2 separate regions of the Mus musculus genome follow, and region 1 is linked to region 2. Evidence: chromatin loops called from intact Hi-C (ENCODE). Cell type or tissue: gastrocnemius. All regions are shown on one strand. Links, peaks and the distances in the headings refer to the core of each region. The heading gives the core; the rest is flanking DNA. Region 1 overlaps Gpsm2 (G-protein signalling modulator 2 (AGS3-like, C. elegans)). Region 2 overlaps Aknad1 (AKNA domain containing 1).

What was found. Peaks named below come from ENCODE experiments on the same cell type or tissue, not always from the same donor. Only the 100,000 strongest peaks of a DNase experiment are listed, where the experiment ranks them.
Region 1: it touches region 2 in a loop (7-fold over the local background); 24 of 42 quality-filtered maps call a loop at or near these places.

What each region holds. Positions count from the first base shown.
Region 1 is chr3:108,696,989-108,705,517 of GRCm38, forward strand. It overlaps Gpsm2 (G-protein signalling modulator 2 (AGS3-like, C. elegans)), which reads right to left. Exons shown (of 15, transcript NM_029522.2): 3 at 5,877-6,098; 4 at 5,411-5,546; 5 at 4,757-4,899; 6 at 3,899-4,022; 7 at 3,676-3,791; 8 at 1,930-2,085; 9 at 540-648; 10 at 1-90. Among named protein-coding and RNA genes, the nearest start is that of Gpsm2, 21 kb to the right of the region's middle. In gastrocnemius, for the core only: a CTCF peak has its summit at 4,423 (motif pointing right); no DNase peak of the experiment used is centred there; H3K27ac peaks cover 201 bases.
Region 2 is chr3:108,767,529-108,776,057 of GRCm38, forward strand. Aknad1 (AKNA domain containing 1) reads left to right here. Exons shown (of 12, transcript NM_177859.3): 7 at 4,382-4,479; 8 at 7,449-7,571; 9 at 7,658-7,765. Among named protein-coding and RNA genes, the nearest start is that of Aknad1, 32 kb to the left of the region's middle. In gastrocnemius, for the core only: CTCF peaks have their summits at 3,754 (motif pointing left) and 5,452; DNase peaks (open chromatin) are centred at 3,495 and 3,721; H3K4me3 peaks cover 442 bases; H3K27ac peaks cover 2,593 bases.

The DNA of each region.
Region 1 (8,529 bases), core at 1,455-6,454, 71 kb before region 2:
GGAATTATTTGTGCTGTAGCTCAGACCAAGAACCATCTGCAGGTCTGAGAGGTTCAGCCGCGCAGTCAGTTCACCACTTTTGTCCCCAACCTGTAACCACAAGCATTTTCCACGTCAGAGTGACATTAGTTCACCATGCACATGTGTGTATGCACGAATGCGTGCATGCATGCACACATACATACATACGTACATACCCAACTTCCACAGGATCTATGGCCATTCCCATTTCCTATACGAGGGACGGGACATGAAGCTGAGAAGAGGTATCTAAGCTCAAATACCCATCAGGTGTAACACGAGCCAGTCAGTCCTTAGTTCTAACCAATATTTTCTTTAAAAACTATGACATGAAACAAAGAGGATGGAGTAATAGCATCCTATCCCCACGTGGCTCAGCTCACTGTGCTGTCTCCCTAGGTCCAGCAATACAGTCATCTATCTGTTTACACAGCTCTCTGAACACTGGGAAAACACCCTACCCCGTCACTGACTTGAAAAGTCTAACAGGATGCATGGCGATTTCTTTTGTTTCATACCTCTCTTGAAATTTCCAAGTGCTTTTCAGCAAAATGCATTGCTTGGTCATGATTTCCCAGAGCTGTGTATGCGTTTCCTAAGCTCCAACACGCTCTTCCTTCACCAATCCTAAAACAGAACTCAACGTTAACACGGAGCTATCCAAAAAGAGGTCCTCACAGAGGATAAAGCGACCCAGCAATGATTAACGGTATAAAATATGCCTTGGGCTTACTTAACCTTTCAGCTAGAGCGATGCAGATTCTAGGCAGAGAAATGAGAATACTGAGTATCAAACTCAAAGTCAAATATTAAAACGTGGAAAGATCCTTTACAAATACACAGTGGTATTTTTAATCAGCGTTCAGGGGGCAGAGGCTGGCAGAGCTCTGATTTTGAGGCTAGCCTGGCCTACATAGTGAGTTCCAGAACAGCCGGGGCTAACACAGTGAGATCTGTCTCACAACAACAACAACAAAACACACACACAACACACACTCATTGCATCATGAAACAACAATTCTCAGGGAGAGGACTTGTATCCTAACCACATTATCTTCCTATTACAGCCTTATCAGTAAGCATTCGGTGTAGTCCGAACCCAGGATCGGGGGAGGGAACAGTTAGCAAAATTCGCTCCCCTACATCTACTTCATTTTGAATAACTACACTGAAAAGTTCTTTCTCAAATTGAGGTAAAAATCTATCTTCTCAAATAAATATTGCAGACTAACATTCCATAGATGTTGTTTTCCATATAGAGAAAAACAATAAAAATAAATAAATGCAAACCAAAACAATCGACTTAGCACCAGCACTCAACAGGCAGATCCATCTCTGTCACAGGACTTCTAACTTCTATTGAGGACCCGTGTTCCCCACAGGCGACACTGCTGGAGCTAAGTGGCAGGTATCCCTTGACCTCAGCATTTTCTAAGTTCTCCAAAATGCCCACTGAGCTTCACAGGACAACTTCTGGGAAGGCAGCTAAGCTTGCGACCTAGTCACTCACTCAGACTCAAAGTCCTATGCATCCCCACTAATGCTTGGCCACAGGCTGGCCCTTGACACAGTAACATGCGGGGCTGGAGAGAGAGCTCAGCGGTTAAGAGGCCTCTTCCAGAGGACCTGGGTTCAATTCCCAGCACCCACATGGCAGCTCACTACTGTCTACAACTCCTGTTCCAGTGGATCCAACACCCTCAGGCAAACATACATGCAGTCAAATCACCAATGTACATAAAATGAAAATAATTAAAAAAAAAAAAAAGAGTAACATGCAGTGGAGTCTCATCAAACAGGACACTCCTTAGGAGGGTGACAGACAGAAAGAGCCAGGGGGAAGCCAGAGTGCTTATCAGTGAGTGCATCTGCGTTTACCAGAACTTAGGAGCAGAGTGCCGAACTCACCGATCCTTGAGCTCTTGGGCGATTGCTAAGTGCTTTAGGTGGTAATCGATGGCCTTCTCGTAGTCCTGAAGCAAAGTGTATGTATTCCCAAGACTGTAGCAAGACTGAGCTTCCACGGCTCTGTCTTTAAGCTGCCGAGCCAGCAGCAGTGTCTTCCTGAAACCAATTCACATAACGCTCATTTTAAATTCTGGTCCTAAGAATCATATTAACATTTTCTACCTCTGTTGCTTTTTGCTGCCTTTTATATAAGTCTGTATTAAGGTCCAATATATTTTCTATTACTTTAGAGAAAGTGAAAAGATGTTTTAAAGTAAAACAACAACAACAACACAGGGAGCGGCTACCAGATATCCTGCATATCAGATATTTACTTTATGATTCATAACTAGCAAAACTAGTTAGTTATAAAGTAGCAACAAAATCATTTTCTGGTTGGGGGTCACCACAACGTGAGGAACTGTATTAAAGGATCGCAGCACTGGGAAGGCAGAGAATCACTCAGCTAATCAATAATCAACCAACAAATATTAACCATGGGCAGATATTTAAAGACAGACGGCATCCTTTAATGTTTTAGATGGTCTAAAACAACTTTAGCCTTTTCTTTTCTCTTTATGTGAGACAGGTCTCACTGTGTACCTCAAACTGGTCTGAAAGTCACTTTGTAGATGAGGCTGGCATCAAGTTCAGAGTGATGCACCTGCCCATACTGCTTAAGGGTGTGTGCCAGATTTTTCTTTTTTAAATAACAAAAAAAGAGAGAAAGTTTACTAAAGATAGGCACTTCTAGAAATGGGACTAGATTACTGGTCTGGGAAAGGCATACACCAAAAAGCTAGGACTGTTTTTGTTGTTGTTGTGTGAATTCTGTCACCTGGGAATCTCTAAAGCTTCAACACAAATCACCCCCTGTGCTTTAGGTTCAGTCTGGATGAGTGTTCAAACCCCACTAAGCAGAGAAAACCCTGAATAGTCCAGAAGGCACAGGGCAACAATTGGAAGCAGGTTAAACCTGGCTATCCTGCTGCTGGTCCAGAGGGACCCTGACACAGAAGCCTGGCTGGCAATGAACAGCGCCCCTTCTCTTTGGTGACAGTCAATGCAGGCAGAAGGGTAAACGCTGGCTAAGAGTCTGGGGGAGTAGGGAAAAACTCGGTGATCATCAGTGGACACTAAGACCTATGCTTTCTGAAAACTTTTATCTTCAGACAAGTTGGCCACAACTCATAACCGAGTGAGATAAAGCATACACACCATACATGCTACAACGGGCTTATAAAAGACTTGAGAAGTTCACAACTTTAAACAAAAAGTTTTAAAGACAAAAATAAACATAACAGAAGTCACACAGCTGCCACTAAGTATCAGGTGAAAGCCTACATGTGATGGTGTGTGTCTGCAATGACAACACTAAGGAGATAGAGACAGGATTGCCAATTCAAGGCCGCCAGGTGAGACTCTCAGAAAACAATAAAACGGGGGCACAGTGTTTCTTGAGCACTGTGTGTACCAGGTAAGTACTTAGCACAAGTTGCTGAGTTCTTAACACATCCTCCTACCCAGTTCTCACAACAACCCCAGATCCAGGACCTGATGCCTGCCACAGGTGAGACAGGTGTGAAGGTCTTGGCCCTGATGCTGACACACATCATCAAAACCAGGTTTCGGCTCCAAAGCCAATGTGATTTTATGGGATGCATAGTTATTCATTTGACATTCATCCACAAAAAATATCTGACTAACTTGTAGTATTCGGAAGCAGTTTCGAATTCACCCAGGAATATGTATGCATTTCCTAGGTTGCTGTACGCTCTTCTCTCAGCCGCCTTATCTCCGAACTCCTTTGCAATTAGGAGACGCTGAAAGAGAAAACTTTTATCAGAGATACACAAAACTTAAGACCATCCCGGTCATGGCCCTCACCCCTAATAGAGGAGATGACCAGACTCCCAGGCCTTCTGATTACCTGCTCGTGAGCTATAACTGCATCCCTGAAGTTGCCGAGGAGGTAGTGTGTGTTGCCAAGGTTCCCAAAGGCTCGCCCCTGTGCTGCTCGGTCACCTAGAGCAGTTACTAAGGACAGGTTTTCCCTTAGTGATGACAAAAGGTGGTGAAAATGTAAGTTTAGGAAAAGTTCTTAGCTCATTTACAGGTAGTTTGTTCTTCTCATAGCGGTGGATGTAAGGCCAGGGCCTATGTGTGCTAGGCAAGACTAGCCACAGAGCTATAACTCCAGCCCTAGGGTTAACTTTACTCATCAGAAAGAAGCAAGCTTATATATAATGTGCAGGGGCTTAAAGGTACATTCTGAGGCAGGGCAGTTGTGAAATGGTTGGATTCTTAATTCGTTAAAACATTTACTGTAGATCTTTACTGAGAGTCATCAAGAGATGACCTTGAAGCCTTATAGCTAAGCAAGTCTATGAAGCTCTTCTGGTCAAACACTAAATTTACCCCAAATAAATTTAAGCACTGATATTTCTTGCTTTTACCACTAAGGGGCACTAGTCTGCAGTTTCAGTGAAACTGTAGATTTCTGGCACTAATAACATTTAAACAACTATTTCTAGTCTTCATATTAGCCTTTTATTGATTGATTGATTGATTGCAGTATTTGGTTTTGGTTTTGTTTGAGATAGGGGTCACAATGTTGTCCTGGAATTCAAAATGTAGACCAGGCCACTTTCAAACAGGGAGGAAAGGCATGTGCTACCCCAGTCAATTAATTATCTCACAATTTTTACATCTTTCAGAAACTTGGAAATCTCCTGAGTAAACACATACCCCATAGGCGCCTGGGCCCACAGGACCACACTGTACTCACTCATAGAGATCCACAGCTGCCTGTAGGGCATTTCTCACGTCTTCTGGAAACTCTCCTGTATCCTGCGGACCCGGGCAACCAAAGCTTTTCCCTTTGGCGTGATAGACATTTCCAAGATTGTAGAGCGCTCTTGCTTCTCCCACCTAGATGGAGACGGCAACAAAGCTTACATTCTGAAGTCAGAGGCCATGGGGTTCTCACTGCTTCTGCCACGTACTGACTTAATGTGCTATCACCACGTGTGTGTGCACGATGTGTGTGGGTAGTGCGTGTGCCGCAGCACACGTGGAACTCAGAGTGCGCCCCTTCCAGCCTTCTGCAGGTTCCGGGAATGAAGCAAGGTCACCAGGCTTGCACGGCAAGTGTCCTTACCCAGTGAGCCATCTTACCGGCCCCATGTGTACAACATTCCCAGTACTATTATCAAGAAAAGGACGGGTCCCTAGTGCCCATCCACAGAAAGTCAAACACGTGATTTCACTCACAAAGAAGGTTCTTTTGCTATTTGCTTCTCCTATTTTAAAAATACTTTTGTTTTCTCTTTGACTTTTGTCTATGAACACACCTTCCTTTGTAGGCAAACCATGGAAGTAGTGCTAGAACACAAAACTACTTCAGCGAAGTCACCGTCACTTGGCCCGCCATCTTTATTACCTTGTCATTAAGCTCTCTGGAGATATCCAGGTGTCGCTGGCAACACACTATCGCTTCATCAAAATTCCCAAGCACCTTTAAGGTGTTTCCGAGATTGCCGCTGGCTTTAGCTTCCCCAAGTTGGTCTCCAATAGTCCTGGAAAATACATTTGAAAGACAAATGATGTTAAAACTATTTTTAAAACATAAGAGACAAAGACGTAAAAGACCAGTTTTCCTAGGGGACAAGCGACCCAAGATAAAATGAATTCATCTTGGAACCTATTTTAAATACAAATTGAAACAGCCTTCCCTAGTTAATTTTCATGCATTTAATTAAACTCTAGGGTTGCTCCATTACTAGTTTGCCTAAAAGTTAGTTTTCAAAAGCAATATCATAAATTAAAACACTTCAGATATACTGTTGGTGAATAGAAGGTTTTGTTTTAAGAGTGAATTTAGACAGAATATAAAAGGCTGAAATTACCGTGCAAGAGTTAAGTCATGGTGGTGGTATTCTAACGCTTTGGCGTAGTCATGCAAGTAGAAGTAAGCATTGCCCAGTTGGCTGTAAATAGCACTGAGTGTTTTGAGGTCTTCAGTTCCAACTTGAACTGCGGCTTCAAAAAATGACACGCCAGCGCGGCAGTCCCCTGATTTACATAGACGTTCTCCTTCCAAGGCCAGCTCAAGGCAAGAAGCTTCCATTCTGCAGAATTATATATGACAGACACATTACAACTGGATCAGTGATTTTAACTCCCAATACTATAATAAATGTGGACTTTGTGGCTACCCCCAATCAAACCAACACTTAGTTGAATTACAAACAAGTTACTGACAAAAGAGTAAACTTAACTGTAGCAACAGCCAATGTGCCTACTCCGATTTCTGAGCCTCAGAGGTCTCTTCAACTGAGTTGCTAAATGTCTTATATAGTTTGTTCTAACTGGCCTGTGTAGAGTAACCCACTTTACTAGTGAGGCAATCTAAAGCAGTGTTTCAATCCACCCATCCATTATTCCATCCACCTACATCAGTCTCATCCACCACACACACACACACACACACACACACACACACACAGACATACGCCTTACTCCCTTTCCATTTTTTACCGCACATAAGCAATTACAGTCTAAAAGAATAAAGGAACCAAATATCTTGATTCACAGAGAACTAAAGGCCAAGAAACATCCCAATGTCAGTAACTGAGGTGGAGATGGAGGGCTTTGCTGGCACAGTAGGGGTAGAGAGCTTAGCTGATAACAGCACCTGCCTTACAAGCATGAGGACCCGACCCATATATAAATGCCAGATGTGGCAGATGCTTGTCACCCGGCACTGGAGAAGGAATGGTCCACAGACTTGCTGGCCGGCCAGTCTAGTCAAGGTAGGACCTTTAGAGCAATGAGAAACTGACATAGGAGATGTATGGACCTCCTGAGAATGGCACACCAGGCTGTCCTTAGGGTTTATAAAGTAGAAAATAAATCTGACGGAGTTAGAAAAAGTAAGGACTCAGATCAACAGAGCCAGCTGCAAGCTTCAAAACCGACTCTGGATTTACAACAGGAAACTTACCCCAAATCTCTAACAGGTAACATTCAACTTTATACTCAGGTTTTTAACAATTCTAAAGACCTAGCCAATGTTTAGTGCTTGTTCTATAATGGTGACAGTGCCTTGGACACATGAGCTTATAATGGCAATCAAGTTAATATACTCAAGGTTCTGACATTTTGTTTCAGCATTAGATGAAATCAATTAGACAGAGGAAGCAAGAACTAAGTACACAGGAAGATAACATCAGTCCAATTAGGATATAACCAGCTACATCCTTAGAGCTAACTTATCCTCTCATCACAGTGCCACACAGTAGACGCGCACTCTTGCCCACAGCCTCTCTTACCCCCTCCCCGCACTGCCCAGCCATTCTTCCTCCCGACAAGCAAGGGTGTGGGGGGTGTTGCTGACCTACTGAACTTAGAGCTGCTTGAAAGAGCACGAGGAGGGGCCTTTACTTGAGCTGAGCACCTTTACCAGTGGCTACAACCAATGCAACTCCTGTCTCCCAGCAACTGTTAACTGCCTACAGCTCTTCAGGAAGAGGTGGGGTCTCAAGAGCCCCTCCGCAGTCCATGACGGAATGTTGATGCTGGGCCCAGTCTGGCGCAGGGATTTAGTCAGCTAACCTTGTAGATTTTTTTTTTCCTCATTCTTTTCTTTGTCTTGAGTCAGCCTCACTATGTAGCCCATGTTGGCCTTAAAAACTGGAGATTCTCCTGCCTCAGTCTCCAGAGTGCTGGATTCACAGGTAAAGACCTCCTCAAACAGCTATTTACATTTCTTTATATGCAGGCTTGACATTAATAAAGCTCCTTCTTGTCTTTCATGACTGAAAACTTCCCTTTACATGGAAGGTGCTAGATGAGTCATCTGAACCTGTTGTGTTTGTCTAATATTGAAACCAATGAAAAGCTAAGAATTATCAGAGGAAACCATTCGGAAAAGAGAAAACGTGTATGTATGCATATTTGAGTGTGTGTGTGTGTATGTGTATGTATATATATACTCATATATACATATATATATAAAATCTTTCTTCTAAAATTTTAACCAAATATTCTAATTGTATGAAATATATATTAAGCATTTTCCCTTCTAGGAACAGAACTTAAGAATTAAGTTTCAGAATTTCATTAGATGTCTATACAAGGGGGTTTACAGCATTAAAATGTTGCTAATAAGTATCCATCAGGAGAGTACTGGTCAAAGTAACTACAAGCATGGCTGGACAGACGCTCAGTGGTTAAGAGCACTCCATGGTCTTCTAGAGGATTTGGGTTTAATTCCCAGCACCTCCTTGGTGACTCATAGCTATCTGGAACTCCAGTCCCAGGGAATCAGACACCCTCTTTCTGGCCTCCTTTGGCACTGGGCATATGGTGCTCAGAAATACCAGCATACAGAACACCCACACACAATAAATGAATGAATGAATGAATGAATGATGTGCCACCAAACATGGCAGATGATTTCACAGAGGTAGAGAGAGCAGGGAAACAGTCACAGACAACAGTGCCCTCAATTCAGGGTGCCTGGATTACACAGGACATCAGAGACAAACACACTTATTC
Region 2 (8,529 bases), core at 1,837-6,836:
GCGAGAACCGTGTGGTCTAGTTGAGTCACCCACATCGTTGGCAGCTGTGTAAGCCAATCGAGAAACGTGCAGAAAGCTGTCTGGCAAAATGTGTCATCACACAAACACACTCAAAACCTTTGGCCCAGATGTTTCCTCAGGAAGTAATTCAGAATGTGGAAAAACCTACATGGCCAGTAAGGCTTGGGCCAGCATTGTTTATAGTGGTGGAAAAGGGACATTGATGTTCTGTTTACATGAAAGGATAAGGCCACGGTCAAACTACATGGCAGTCAAACTGCTGTGCCGTTGTATGTGTTAACAGTGTTTCCGTGCGTTTCCAGCATTTATGATACAAGTAGCCCCCAGATCTTGTATTAATTCATGATGGATAAATTTCTTTGGAAAACAAACAAACAAACAAACAAACAAACAAAAATCAGCTCTTGATCACTGGAGTAGCCAGTGGTCAGATTGGTTTAAAACTTAATCTTCTAGAGGCTGGAAGATAGCTCAGTAGGTAAACATGCTAATTATGTAAACCTGGCCACTCAAATTTGACCCCTGGAGCCCATGTGAAACCTCAGATGTCATGGCTTTCCTTCAGAGAGATGGGAGGTAGGGACAGGAGAGTGGCCTGGGTAGGGTGGCTAGCCTGGACTACACAGGGCATCCACAGAAACAAGAGAGACCTGTCTCTGCAAGGTGGAAAGTGGGTGGGTTGGGACACTTGCACCTTGTCTTCAGACCTCGACACATGCACTGTGGCATGTGACACACACACACACACACACACACACACACACACGCCTGTAAATGCTAGGGATACAGACCTCTGCAGCCATGCCGTGCATTTGGTAGGAGTTTGTTTGGGGACTCGAACTCAGACCCTCATGCTTGTACAAGAAGTATTCTTACCATCCGAGCCATCTCCCCAGCCCGGGAAAGACTGTTGCTCACCATGGATAGCAGTGCAAGTGAGATCAAGTCTTCAGTGTGAGCAGAAATACCCACGATGGGCAATGTTCAACTGAAGAGCATGTTGCAGGTGCTGAGGGGTACGCCTCCTTAGGGCAATGCTCATCAGAATCACCTGGGACACTTTAAAGCATGGCTCCTACCGAACTAGCCCCTCCTAGCAACTCTGGCATGGTAGGCGGGGTGAGTCGTGTTCGTTATTTTCAAAACTGCAAGGATGTTGATGCTCTCTGCAGTAAAGAACCAGCAATGGCAGATTTTCATGGTGAGGGAGCCCAGTCCCTTGATGCAGGCCTCAGTAGCTAACCAATGGCTTGGCATAGCTAGCATCCACTCTCACTGGAATTATGAACCCACCACGGCCTCCTACCCATCCTCAAGAAGCCCCACCCACCAAGGAGTGGGCATCAGGAAGCACAGTGGGGATGGTATGCCACCATCTTTGTAAAGGCCTGCTTTCCTCCGGCACTGTTAAGATTCTCCTGGGCCACAAAGCACACACAGCTCAGGATGAGGTCAGACCTGGATGACCTGGCCACATCAGGACCAGAGACAACTGCCAGGCAGCTCTTCCAGACAGGAAGCAGAGCCCACACTGAGCTCACTTTCCAAGTCCTCCACCCTTCACCCCAGGATGAACAGATTTGGGGTGTTGTAGGGATTTTCTTTTGTTGCAAGGATCAAACAAATCCATGCTATGCAAGGGTTCTGCCACAGAGCTATAGCCCTACCCCAGAAGGAGGCCGGTCAGCCTTCCAGTTCATCAGGGAACCCTGTCTCAAGGCAATAAGGTAAACAGCAGTCGCCTCTGTCGGTCAGTGTGTGCATTGACATACTCCTTCATCACACACACACACACACACACACACACACACACACACACACACACACACACAGAGTCTTTCCTACTGGGTCTCATCGAAAGCAAGCTCCATTCCTCTTCTCTAGACAGATCTTTGAATTCATAAGGAAAAAATCAAAAATCCTCTGGCATTAACAAGCTGTAAGCTATAAAACCCTAAAGAGAAGTCAGTACCGCTTTGAAACACCCCTTGAAACAACAGCTGGCTTCCGAGGTGGTTGCGGGACATTTGTTTGTAGCTCCTATCAGTTAGGAGAGGCACCACTTCCTAGTGCTTTACCTCAGCTGCTTTACCTGGAAAGGTCAAGAGTCAGGGAGGGAGGAACTGTTTGCAACCACTGTTTAAGTACATCCTCTGATAGGAGTAGATGGTGAGGTCTGGAGGACTGTAGCTTCCTGTTAAGAGAGCCAGCCTCCGTGGGAGTGACCTGTCCCATGGGAGTGACCTGTCATGAGTGCTTTATTAAGTTTCTGTCCCTAGAGAAAGAGAGAGCGTGGGGTTGGGCTCCAAAGCCCTATGAATTGCCTGGCATGGACTAGCGAGAGCTTCCAGCCTTTGGTCCCACTGCAGCTCTGATCGATCCCTTAAACACAGGGTACCACTGAGTTTACTCACCTGGGCAGCCCAGGCTTGGGATTGTTTTTTTTTTTTTTTTTTTTTTTTTTTTTTTTTTTTAGTGGATTGAATTAACTAGCAATCCAGATTTGAGAATCTTTAAAAAAAGATTTTTATTAGGCCTAATGAAATATTTTGACATTTATAAAAGACTTTGATTGCTGGGCGTGGTGACACACCTTTAATCCTAGGAGAGGCAGGGAGATCTCTATGAGTTAGAGGCCAGCTTGGTCTACATAGTTCCAGGATGAGACTCTGACTCAAAAATTAAAAAAAAAAATTGATTAAGTGTAAAATATCAATTGTTTCTTTTCCAAATTCCTAGTTTAAGTCCAAAAACAAAAATATATCAGCCTCTGCTGGGGCTAGTGTTCCAGAGTGAGTGTTTAAAAGGGGGGCAGGGGAGGGGGGAGGGAGGAAAGTAAAATCACACCCGAGACTTCGTGACTTCGCTGTGGGAAGTTACTGGGTACAATATGACTTGGGAACTGGAATCATAACCTCCGTAATAGTCCCGAGGCATTATTCGCTGTGCAGTCTTCATCTAAGTCCCCATTTACTGTCGTCAGCAGGTTGTAGTCTTTATGATGTGCCTTGCCTAAATGCAAACACTCTGATGGGATATATCAATGCACATCCCGAGCTCTGTCTCTGATGCAGGCCTTGGGATTGGAGAGTAAACGTTACCGGTTTTGTCTCCCTGGAAAATGGCCGCCTCCTGTAGAATTGCTCTTGGCTCTTCTGTTTGGCCAGATCTGAGTGAGGAGAGAAGTCTAAGAGTGGCAGAGAAATGTAATCGATGCGTTGGCCTGAACTCACTTGAACCATATCCAAGCTTTCCACTCAGAGAGCAGATGTTCACAGGCCTCGGAGGCAGAGGGTGGAGACAGAATGAGGTGTGAGGAAATATATGACTCAGGAGGAGGACATGTTTTTCCAAGAGTAGGGAAGGGCTGGAAAGGGCTGGAAAGAGCCTGGCTTCCAACCCCAAATGGGGTCCTCTCTCCATGACCATCAGTCTCAGGCACAGCTGGAGGGAGGGAAATATGTTTGCTCAGCAATGCTGCCAAGTTCTTCAACCAGCCATGGGCAAACCTGTCCCATCTGTCTCAGGATGTCCTAGACTCCATGCCTTTCACACAAGAACATGCACTCTCCTCCAGGGACTGTTAGTGTATCCCGGGGCTGAGCAAGAGAGTTGTTAAGAGCTGTAATTAATTAAAATTCTTTTGGAGGAGTTAGAATCTGTGCGGAGGCTGAAACTACACAGGCCAGAGAAGTCTCCTGATAGTAGTTGTGTCTTTCTGATGCCCCCTGGTGGCTATATGCTATTAAGTGAACTCCAGGCTCCCAGCCACAAAATCCACTTTGCTGGACTCTGTTTAGCATGTACTTAGAGCGATGTGTACCAGTGCTAATGTATAGTGTGCCTTCTTCCCTAAACAAGAATTGTTCTGAGATGGCTTGACCTGAAGTCCCAGTACCGAAGGTTGGAGGCAGGAGAATTGCTGTTACAGACCAGCTTGGATTAGTGTGAGATCTTGCCTGAAAATAATAAAAGCAACCAACCAACCAAAAATCCACAACACACACACACACACACACACACACACACACACACACAAAATTGTGATATGGTATTATGAAGAAAAAAAGAATTTGTAGTACAGAATTATAACAATTATAATTATAATTCTTGTTATTTTTGTGTGTGTGTGCATGTACCAAGCCCTATATGTGGAGGGTAGAGGTCAACTTGTAGATGTCAGTTGTCTACCTACATGATGTAGGCTCTGAGGATCAAACCTAAGCCATCAGGCTTGGTGGCAAGCAACCTTATCCACTGAACTACCTCACCAGCCTGGAGAATACCAGGGAAATTTAAGTCTTCATTTTTCCCACACTAGTGCTAAATTTTTGAGACATTATTTTTTTTCTTTTTTAAGGAAACAGAAAATGGAGAAAAGGGGCCACAGAAGAACTAACTGTGGGAAGTTTTCCAGTAGCATCCATGAAAAAACACTGCCCCAAGACTCGGCTCTCGGTAAGTTGGAGGGGTTGGGTGTACATAGTTGTTAGTGATCCCTCACTGTGAGTCCCGGCTTGCCATCTGCCATTGCGATAGCATGACATTTGACTAGGATGATGTTTGTTTCCCTTTCTCAAAACATGAAGAACTAGTAATGGGTTGTTTAAGGAGTGGTTAAGCAGAGTAAAGTACCAGTACATGCTTCTAGTTATGCCCGGCAACTTGCGCTCTGAGCCGGACTCATAACTGCACCGGGTAAGTTACCAGGCTTGTGGAAGGCGCAGCTGACTCATCCCCATGCATCGCACAGAGGCAGAGGGAGCTGTGGGTGGGAGCAGGCAAAGAGGGCGTGAGTACGTGAGACTCATGAGAACCTCTCTCTGTAGACAGTTTAAAGCTGAGGAGCGTACCCTGGCCAAACCGCTGCGGGTGATAGAGAGGTGACCCAGAGGCCTGCCTGCTTAGGCAGCTCCTGCACTTGCCAGCATCGGTTCCTCATAGCTGAGCTGGAGGTGCAAGCCAGAGATGACACAGCATGCTTATGCGCATGCTCCCTGTGTCCAGAGCCTTGCGGGCACTCAGCATCTTGTTAGATCCCACTTGGTTCTGAATTGACCTCTCTGGGGATGGTATACTTTCAAATAAGAGCTTTGGAGGACTGGAAAGATGTCTCAGCAGTGAGGAATGCTTATTGGCCTTGCAGAGGACCAGGGTTCAGTTCCCAGAACTCAAGTTTGGGAGGCTCAACCGAAATCGAAAGCCCTGTTCTGGCCCTCCATGAACACCTGAGTGTATACTTGTGTGTGTGTGTGTGTGTGTATGTGTGTGTGTGTGTGATAGTTACCAAAGCATAAAATAACGACACTTCTCATTAGCTTTGGGTTTCATTTTTGGAACTTTTTTTTCTGAAAATATAAGACTGTGTTAAGATGAACTCATTACTTATATTTCTTTTTCAAAGGGGATGTCTTGCCATGTTACCTATGCTGTAGGCAGTTAGGATGACAGGCAGGTGGCACTGTCCACTTCTTGCTGCTGTCACTGATGGTGCAGAGGTTTGACTTCGGGGCTTCACACATGCTAAGTGGGTGCTCCGCTACTGACCCACATCCCCAGCCCTTGTTATTTTTAAATGAAACAATAAAGTATTTGTAATGTCTCAATTTAAACTTTAAAAATCCTCAGAACTGATCATTTAGCCTGAGGAAGATCTGGATCCTGATCTGTTTTACACGTTACATACTAAGATACCTTTCCGAGTCTGTCTATCTGTAGCTGGGACTAAATATTCTATGGTGATTTCATACTGGGGAAGGCTTCTTTTTTTTTTTTTTTTTTTTTTTTTTTTTAATTTTGAGACAAGGCCTCATGTGGCCCAGGCTGGCCTCAAACTTTCTGTGCAGATGAGGTCAGCCTTGGACTCCTGAGCCTCCTGCCTTTGCCTCCCAAGTGGTATTATTATGGGCTTTAGCAGCCATGTGTGCCTCTGGGAGAATTTTTTTTATGGTACATAAAATGACTTATGTTCTTATATATAGTAGATAAAAACCATATAAAAAGATAAAAAACACATTTTTTAAAAAGATGTATTTATTTGAGCTGGTCTACATAGCTCTGACTATCCTGGAATTCACTATGTAGACCAGGTTGGCCTCTAACTCACAGAGATCTGTCTACCTCTGCCTCCCAAGTGCTGAGAATAAAAGCATGCACCAGCATGCCTGACTTACTAGTTTTTAAGTGTATGTTTGACTGTGTGTATATGCACAGCACATGCATATCTCACAGTAGTGGAAGCCAGGAGAGGGCATCGGATCCCCTGGAACTGGAGTAACAGACTGTGTTGAGCGCCCATTTGGATCTGGGAACCAACGCCCTTCCGTGAGAACAACGAATGCTCTTAACTTCTGAATTAGCTCTCCATCCCCTAGAGCCCTCAATGTTAAGGCAAGGAGCATCGACATAGTATCTTTTCATTATTACAATACCTTTGTAAGATGGGAATTATATTTATTTTACGGGTAAGGAAATACAACTCAGAGAAATTAACTGGTTCAAAGACCTGGTGTCCCCTCCCACTTGATAACAATGTACCCCAGAACCTAATGACTCAAAATAGTAACCAGCATTACCTGGCAATTTCTGTGGCTCTGGTATTTGGGAACAAGTGAAGGGTTCAGGTGCAGAGTTCCCTAGAAGGATATCTGTCAGGGCTGAGATTGCCTGAAGGTTTCACTAGAGACCAGAGGATCTGGCTCACATGGTCTTTGATAGGGAGACTCAATGGAGCCTCTAACAGGCCATTCTGCTTGTCACTGATATCTGACAGACAGCTTCCTCACAAGCAAGGATGAGGGAGGGGGAAGGGTATTAGACTATCATTGTGGCTTCATTTTGTTAGACACAAACCCATACTCGAGGGTTCAGACCAACACCTTCCTTTCCCCTGTAGTGGTGAGATGGAACCCAGGGCATTATGTATGCCAGGCAAATGTTCTACTGTCAAACCCTAGCCTAGGTGCCATCTTTCAAAGAGAGTACTGGCTGGGTGTGGTGGTGCACACGTTTAATCCCAGCACTCAGAAGACAAAGGGATCTATGTGAGTTTGAGGCTAGCCTGGTCTACAGAGTGAGTTTTGGGGCATCCAGAGCTATGTAGGGAGAGCCTGCTTCGATAAATAAATAGAAGATAGGTAGATAGGTAGGTAGGTAGATAGATAGATAGATAGGTAGATAAGATAGTTAAAAGATATGAAAGAATCAACACAGCTAATAAGTGGCAGAGGCAGGTTTCAACCCCAGGTCTTACACTCACCCCATCTGTGACTCATGCTTACACGCTCCCCTGCCTGGGCCTGCCCTTCTGAATACCCTGGTCTTCCTTGGCGTGGTCAAAGCCACAGTATGCCCAGCACATCGGCGCTCTGCTCTCCATACTTTGCATGACTGTGCTTAACAAACCTACACTCTGGGCACCTTTTTAGGTACTGATCCAGGACCCGACTTTTGTCCTGATCCTGGTACTGGGCTCCAGAGTAACAAATGTGAAGCCTACGGAAGCAAGACTCAGAACTCCCAGAGAGTCTGTGAGGAAGACCCACCAAAAGGTGAGATGGCTTGACTCCAGGAGGGGTCGGTAGAGAGAGTCATCTTTCCCAGGGAAGAGACTGTATCTTCAATCTTTTCCTTTTAGAATTTTATTATAGATATAACACTCCAGGACAAGATGACTTAAATCATGGTGGAGGATATATCTTTGTCCAGCCTCACTTCTTATATGAAAATAAAATCTCTGCATCTTGTAAGTACATCTCCTGTATAACCCTGTCTGTGTCAGTAACCGCATTTGTCGGCCCTCTCTAGAAGGCTGCCTGGGTCTCCTGCACTTATGAGACACTTCCAAATTCAGGTCTGCATGGGGGTGGCAAAGAGGCTGAGCAGGGGCTGGGGACTGGTGACTGCTATCGGTGCCATGGAGGCTCTGAAGTTAGAGCTGCTGTACCTGTCAAGTCTGCGGCAAGCACACACTCCGAACCAACGAATGGCTGACTCTATCACTCTCCCCACTCATTGTCCAGAGTACATTCCTCAGGCATGCTGTTGTTAATTTCTAATGCAAACATTTGCAATCGTTGGGAAAAAATGGAAACTCCACATTTGTTTATAAAGATGACCGAGACACAGCACCTCCCTCCCAAGACGTCCCTAATTGAAAAGGACTTGGACCCAAGAGACGAAAGCTCAAAGCAAATGTGATAAGTACTAAAAGCCAGGCCTGAGGATGCTGGGAGGAGGAGAGCCAGGGAGGAGCTACATCCCGGTTCATTCAGCAGCCAGCTACGCCCACTCCTCTGACAGAGAGGTCCTTTCCTCCATCCCTCTAGAATTCTTCCTCTCTGAGGTGAGCATCAGGCAGAATGTTTCTCACTTTTCACAACTACCAATGCCAGAGACCAAAGGATGCCACTTATGTGACTTAGTCAGGCTCCTCTGCCACCTCCCCAGGTGACAAGTCAAGTGAGCCACTATGATCCTGCAGAAGGCCCACAGTGGGCTTCTTTACTA